Regions from separate parts of the Homo sapiens genome. Here region 1 is linked to region 2. The links are chromatin contacts, found by Hi-C or POLR2A ChIA-PET in ENCODE. All regions are on one chromosome and are shown on one strand. Each heading gives the region's core, a stretch centred on a gene start or an enhancer-like site at or near the end of the contact. The rest is flanking DNA. Distances are from core to core; before and after follow the strand shown.

Region 1 (2,700 bases), core at 117-2,616, 33 kb before region 2:
ATCTAAGCAACTCATTGACTTTAGCTAACAGTAATGTAGCAGTAGAGGTTCACTAATTGTAACAAAGACATACCAATGTAAGATGTGGGAAACTGGATGTGGGGTATATGGGGACTCTCTGTACTATCTTCTCAATTTTCCTGTAAATCTAAAACTGTTTTAGAAAATAAGACCACCAGGCCGGGCACAGTGGTTCATGCCTGTAATCCCAGCACTTTGGGAGGCTGAGGCAGGTGGATCACCTGAGGTTGGGAGTTTGAGACCAGCCTGGCCAACATGGTGAAACCCTGTCTCTACTAAAAATACAGAATTAGCCAGGTGTGGTGGCACACACCTGTAACCCCAGGTACTCGGGAAGCTGAGGCAGGAGAATCGCTTGAACCCAGGAGGTGGAGGTTGCAGTGAGCCAGGATTGCACCACTGCACTCCAGCCTGTGTGACAGAGTAAGACTCTGTCTCAAAAAAAAAAAAAAAAAGGAATCCAAGGCTGGGCATGGTGGCTCATACCTGCTGAAGCCCAGGAGTTCAAGACCAGCTTGGGCAACAAAGCGAAATCCTGTCTCTACAAAAAATTAAAAAGTTAGCTGGGCATGGTGACATTTGCCTATGATCCCAGCTACTTGGGAGGGTGGGGTGGGAGGATTGCTTGACCCTGTGAAGTCGAGGCTGCAGTGAGCCATGATTGTGTTACTGTACTTCAATCTGAACAATAGAATGAGAGCCTGTCTCAAAAAAAAAAAAAAAAAAATGCAGTTGTGGGAGCGAGGGCAGTATGGATGACCACGCTTGGCTATGAGCTGATCACTATGGAAGCTGGGTGGCAGGTGCCAGAGCTGAATGAGAGGAGGAGGAGCAGTGTGCGGGTGCAGAGGTAGGGCAGGAGAAGGGATTTCAGGAGGAGCAATGGGCCTTCGGCCTCCCTGTGCCTGCAGAGGGCTGTCTCCTGAAGCCTCATGTGTGGTTATTCAGCATCTGGGAAACTGTTCCCTCACCAAGCCCTCTCCTCTGTTCCTCTGTCACTATCTCCAAGGTTGTCCTTATGCCATTCTCCCCCTGTGTTATGGTGGACTGTGCATGCTCCTTCCCTCCACTCACACCAGCCTGTATGTCCTCAGGGCTGGGAAGGTCAGTCCAGTACTGTCTGGGAGGTCCAGTCCCTAGCACAGCCCTCTGTCAATGCTGATTATTTTTTAGCTCTTAGAAATTTCTTCCTTTTGTTTAGTAAAACATTGCCTCCTACAACTTTAAACTAGCTCCTCTCCTCTCCCTGCCCTGTTCCCCAAAACAGAAGAAATCCACTTCCTTAGCATGTGATGCCCTTAGGTATTTAAAGAATGCTGTTTTGTTTTTCATTCAACATTTATGTAGCCAGGCACAGTGCCAGTGTTCCGTTAATTATTTTCATATTCACGCAGAGTGGCCTCCATTCCTTCGGTCATTCTTCAAGGGGCGTAATTTCCAGCCTTCCAGCCTATTGCTCCTCCTGGAAAGCCCTTCTGCCTGCCCCACCTCTGCGCCCACACACCGCTCCTCCTGCCACTCAGCTCTGTCACCTGCCTCCCAGCCTCCATAGTGATCAGCTCACAGCCAAGCGTGGTCACCCACACTCCCCCTGCCCCCACTACTGGATTCATTGTTTTAGTGGTCTTATTTTTTAGAACAGTTTTTAGATTTACAGAAAAATTGAGAAGATAGTACAGAGAGTCCCCATATGCCCCACGCCCAGTTTCCCCTGTTATTAACATCTTACATTTATACGTCTTTGTTAGAGTTAGTGAAGGTGGTGTCTGCTTCACTTCAATTTATTAATGTTTCAGAGTAAGGTGCTCAGAGATGAACACAGGGCACTAAGGGACAGGGAGGCCTGGGCAGGATGGAGGCACGAGGATGGAAAAGGCCTTGCTCAGTTTGGTAGGCAGTGACAGGAGGGGAGGCTGTGTCAGGAACAGGAACAACAGGGTCTGTTTTGTCCAGGCCCTGCAATGCTGGAACAGGGAGTAAGGCCTTGATTTCCTAGAAGTCCTGGAAGGCTTTGGGTGGGGACTTAGCACAAGGACCTGGCTGCTGCTTCCCACATAGGGCCAGCACATAGAAAGCCTTCAACAAATATTTGTTAACATGACCCCTTTGAAGAAAATGTCTGCGGATGCCTTCGTGAGGTGCCTGTGGTAGGACTCTGAGCTCCCTGTGTTGAGGCCCTGGCTTCAGCTGTAGGAGAATGAGAGTGGTAACTGCTTGACTGAACCCGCCCCCTGGAAGGTGGGTCACATCGTCCTCACCCTTGGGAGTAGCAGTGTGGAGCTGGGTCAGCCCTGGGAGCAGCAGAGGGTGGGGCCTAGGGTGGAGGGACCCAGGTTTTGAGCCAGGAGATATAGGAAGTCCAACTTCTCCAAGGAACAGGCAGGCTGAGGCCTCTGAGGTGGTCAAGACTGGGCAGGCCAGAGCCATGGGCAGCGCAGAAGAGAGGTGGCAAGCAGCATTTCTTATTTTCATTCTGCTTCTAATAGTTAGCTGTGTGGCCACGGGCAAATCACTTTCCCTTTCTGAATCTATGTCATGGGAAAATGAGGAGATTCATCTGGGTGAGCTGCCACCTCTAAAGTTGTGTGGCTCCATTTGGGTCACTCATTCAGCAGATATTCCTTGAGCACCTACCATGCTCCAAGCATGGAACAAAGTGCCATTGTGGCTGAGTAGACT
Region 2 (2,700 bases), core at 198-2,697:
ATATACACAGATAAGTAAAACAAAATGCACAGACATAATGATTCATCTTGCCTCGCTGTAAACAGGATGGCATAGAGCTCTCTGCACCTCCCCCTCCTCTCTCCTCCCCTGAACCACTGCACAAACACAATGAGTATTACTCAACAGGTGATTTGGCCATTCCCCCCCAAAAATATTTCCTATGAATTGTAACAAAAAGGTATTTACAAAATGTGATTTTGCTACCTCTAATTTTAACATATCAGGCACTTCAGAACATCTAAAAAGAAGAGACATTTCAAAAAAGCTTAGCATTGTCAACTATATACACAGTAGTGAGGAATAAAATGCACACAAAACAATGGATAGAATATGAAAATGTCTTCTAAATATGACCAGTCTAGCATAGAACCTTCTTCTCTTCCTTCTCAGGTCTTCCAGCTCCATGTCATCTAACCCACTTAACAAACGTGGACGTATCGCTTCCAGAGGCCGTCTTAACAACTCCATTTCCAAAAGTCATCTCCAGAAGACATGTATTTTCTATGATTTCTTTTAAACAAATGAGAATTTACAAGATGTGTAACTTTCTAACTCTATTTTATCATACGTCGGCAACCTCTTTCCATCTAGAAGGGCTAGATGTGACAAATGTTTTCTATTAAAAGGTTGGGGTGGAGTTGAGAGCAGCTTTTTCATATTATATACACAGGCCTTCCATAAACGGCCAGTAAATCTTCCCAGAGGGTGGTGGGCATTTCCAACGGGCCAAACGTGGCCTGTCATTCTACCATTTCTCTCTTCCGACAGCAAAGTCTGGTAGAATGAAGACCAACCGCCCGATGGCCGCTAACCGTTCCACCCGTCGTCGTTCGGGACTTCGCTCACCTTCCAGGCCCCTTAAGGCCTTTGTCCGTTGTCGTCAGGACTAGGTAGGTCTCGCCCAATGGCGACAGAGTGGTCACCCGGGAACCGGATCTGCGCGGCTCCGTGGCCTAAAGAGGCGGCCGAGCCTGCTTGCGTCCCTAGGCCGCCTTCCCGGGCCGTCCACGCCTTAATGGCCTCCGCCGCGCGGCGTTCGAGCTGCCGCCATACTTCCCGGCCCACCACGCCCAGCGCCGCCCAAAGGCGCTGCGTCCCGGCGGCTCTGCGGGGGTTTCGTCGAGGCTTGGGTCGGGAGACCCGGGTGCCGGCGGGGTCCGGGCTGGGAGACGCCACGGCCGCCATTAGTCACCGAGGTGGGGTGGGAAAGAGAGGTTCGCTGCGGCTTCAAGGTCTGGGCACAGCCAGTGGGCGGGCACAGCCAGTGGGCAGCCACAGCAGAGGCCTCCGTTATCTGCAGGGCAGAGGGCTCGGCCTGTCCCGGGGCCCCCCAGTTCACCCGCCGGCCCGGGGCCGGAGGGCCTGGAGGGCCCTGGAGGAGCGGGCTGCGTTCTGCGTCTCTCCGCGATCTCTGCCGGACCGGAACTGACTTGGCAGTTCTCTGCGCTGGCAAGAGAGGAGCGGTACCGGAAGTGCCCTTGCGCTGGGGGCCCGCGAGCCGTGGTTCCGGGTCTGCAATGTTCCGGCGTGGGGGTGGGGAATGGGGAATGGGGTGTGGTCACGTGGGGTTAGGGCCCCCTCCACCCCGCTTGCTCTTCGCAACGGAAATTGCTACTGGCCTCAGAATTCCCTGAGCAAACGTTGCTTCTCTATCTCCTTACTCCTCCGGTGCTGGATAAGAAGACTCCAATATTTCATTTATTGACTCATTTACCACCTGTTTACCGAGCACCTATGTGCCTCTAAGCACGGGGGAGTGCAGCAGTAAAGAAAAAAACACAGGAAAATTTCTGCTCTCCTAAAATTTACATTCTAGTAAGGGAAACAACAATAAACAAGATCCTTAAAATGCATAAAAGGGTAGATAGCGAAAGTGCTTTGGAAACATAAAAAGGAAAGAGGAATATGAAGTGCAGGTGCGGAATGCTTTATAGTACGGCCAGGTGACTCTGGAGCAGAGACCCGAAGGAGGCGAGGGGATGAGCCATGCTTGGAGATGTCTGTAGGGGAACAGCTTATGCACAGGCCACAAAGCCGAAGCATGTGGGCCAGGCCTGTTCCAGGAACAGCAAAGAGGCTGGGGAAGAGAGGAGAGAAATGGGACCATGGGAGGGAGTTGAACTGCAGTGCGGGAGAGCTGAAGTGGAGGCAGGGGCAGAAGCAGGGAGACCTGATAACTGACTGTTGCAATCAAGCAGGTGAGCTATGATAGGGACTTATGCCAGGGCGACGACAGCAAAGGGGGCAAAAAGTGGTTGAATTCAGGGGTTGACATAAGCTCAAGTCTATAAGATTTGCTGACGGACCAGATGTGAAGTGGGAGAGCGAGAACTGAAAGATGACTCCACACTTTTTGGCCTGAGCAAATGAAAAGGCAGCCGCCTTAAGTGAGATGGAAGAAACCATGGGAGGAGCAAGCTTTGGGGAGAACACCAGGAGCTGAGTTTTAGGCATGTTAAGTTTGAGATGTCTGTTTGACATTCAAGTGGAAATGTCAAGCAGACAGATGGATTTATGAGTCTGGCATTCAGGGAAAGGTTTGAACTGGAGATGAATCTTTGGGAGTCGTCAGCATATAGATGTCTTTAAAACCTTGAGGCTGCATGAGAGAACCAAGAGAGGGACAAGGTCTGAGGTCTGATCCCTGGGTAACGTTTACAGGTCAGGGAATGAGAAGGA

Evidence for each region. A loop is a pair of places that touch in the nucleus more often than their neighbours do. ChIA-PET counts read pairs that join two places held with the same protein, here RNA polymerase II (POLR2A). Pooled maps may share reads with other maps.
Region 1: a map of endothelial cell of umbilical vein shows a loop between it and region 2 (3-fold over the local background). The contact joins the enhancer-like site here to the promoter of NORAD in region 2. A Hi-C loop is called at or near these places in 1 of 168 maps with a recorded cell type or tissue (endothelial cell of umbilical vein) and 1 of 50 pooled maps. POLR2A ChIA-PET finds 5 or more read pairs at or near these places in 9 of 52 experiments (BJ, GM10248, H1 and 5 more).

Annotation. Positions count from the first base shown.
Region 1 is chr20:36,016,330-36,019,029 of GRCh38, forward strand. All of the region lies in intron 10 of CNBD2 (cyclic nucleotide binding domain containing 2), which reads left to right. Among named protein-coding and RNA genes, the nearest start is that of NORAD, 33 kb to the right of the region's middle. Within about 2 kb of position 1,367, at least 7 of the 41 ENCODE cell types and tissues checked have a DNase peak (open chromatin) inside an H3K27ac peak, as active enhancers do; they include endothelial cell of umbilical vein, where a contact is called at or near this core.
Region 2 is chr20:36,049,513-36,052,212 of GRCh38, forward strand. It overlaps NORAD (non-coding RNA activated by DNA damage), which reads right to left and starts at 1,448. Exons shown (of 1, transcript NR_027451.1): 1 at 1-1,448. RefSeq lists enhancers at 445-1,644, 1,125-1,696 and a silencer at 1,184-1,393.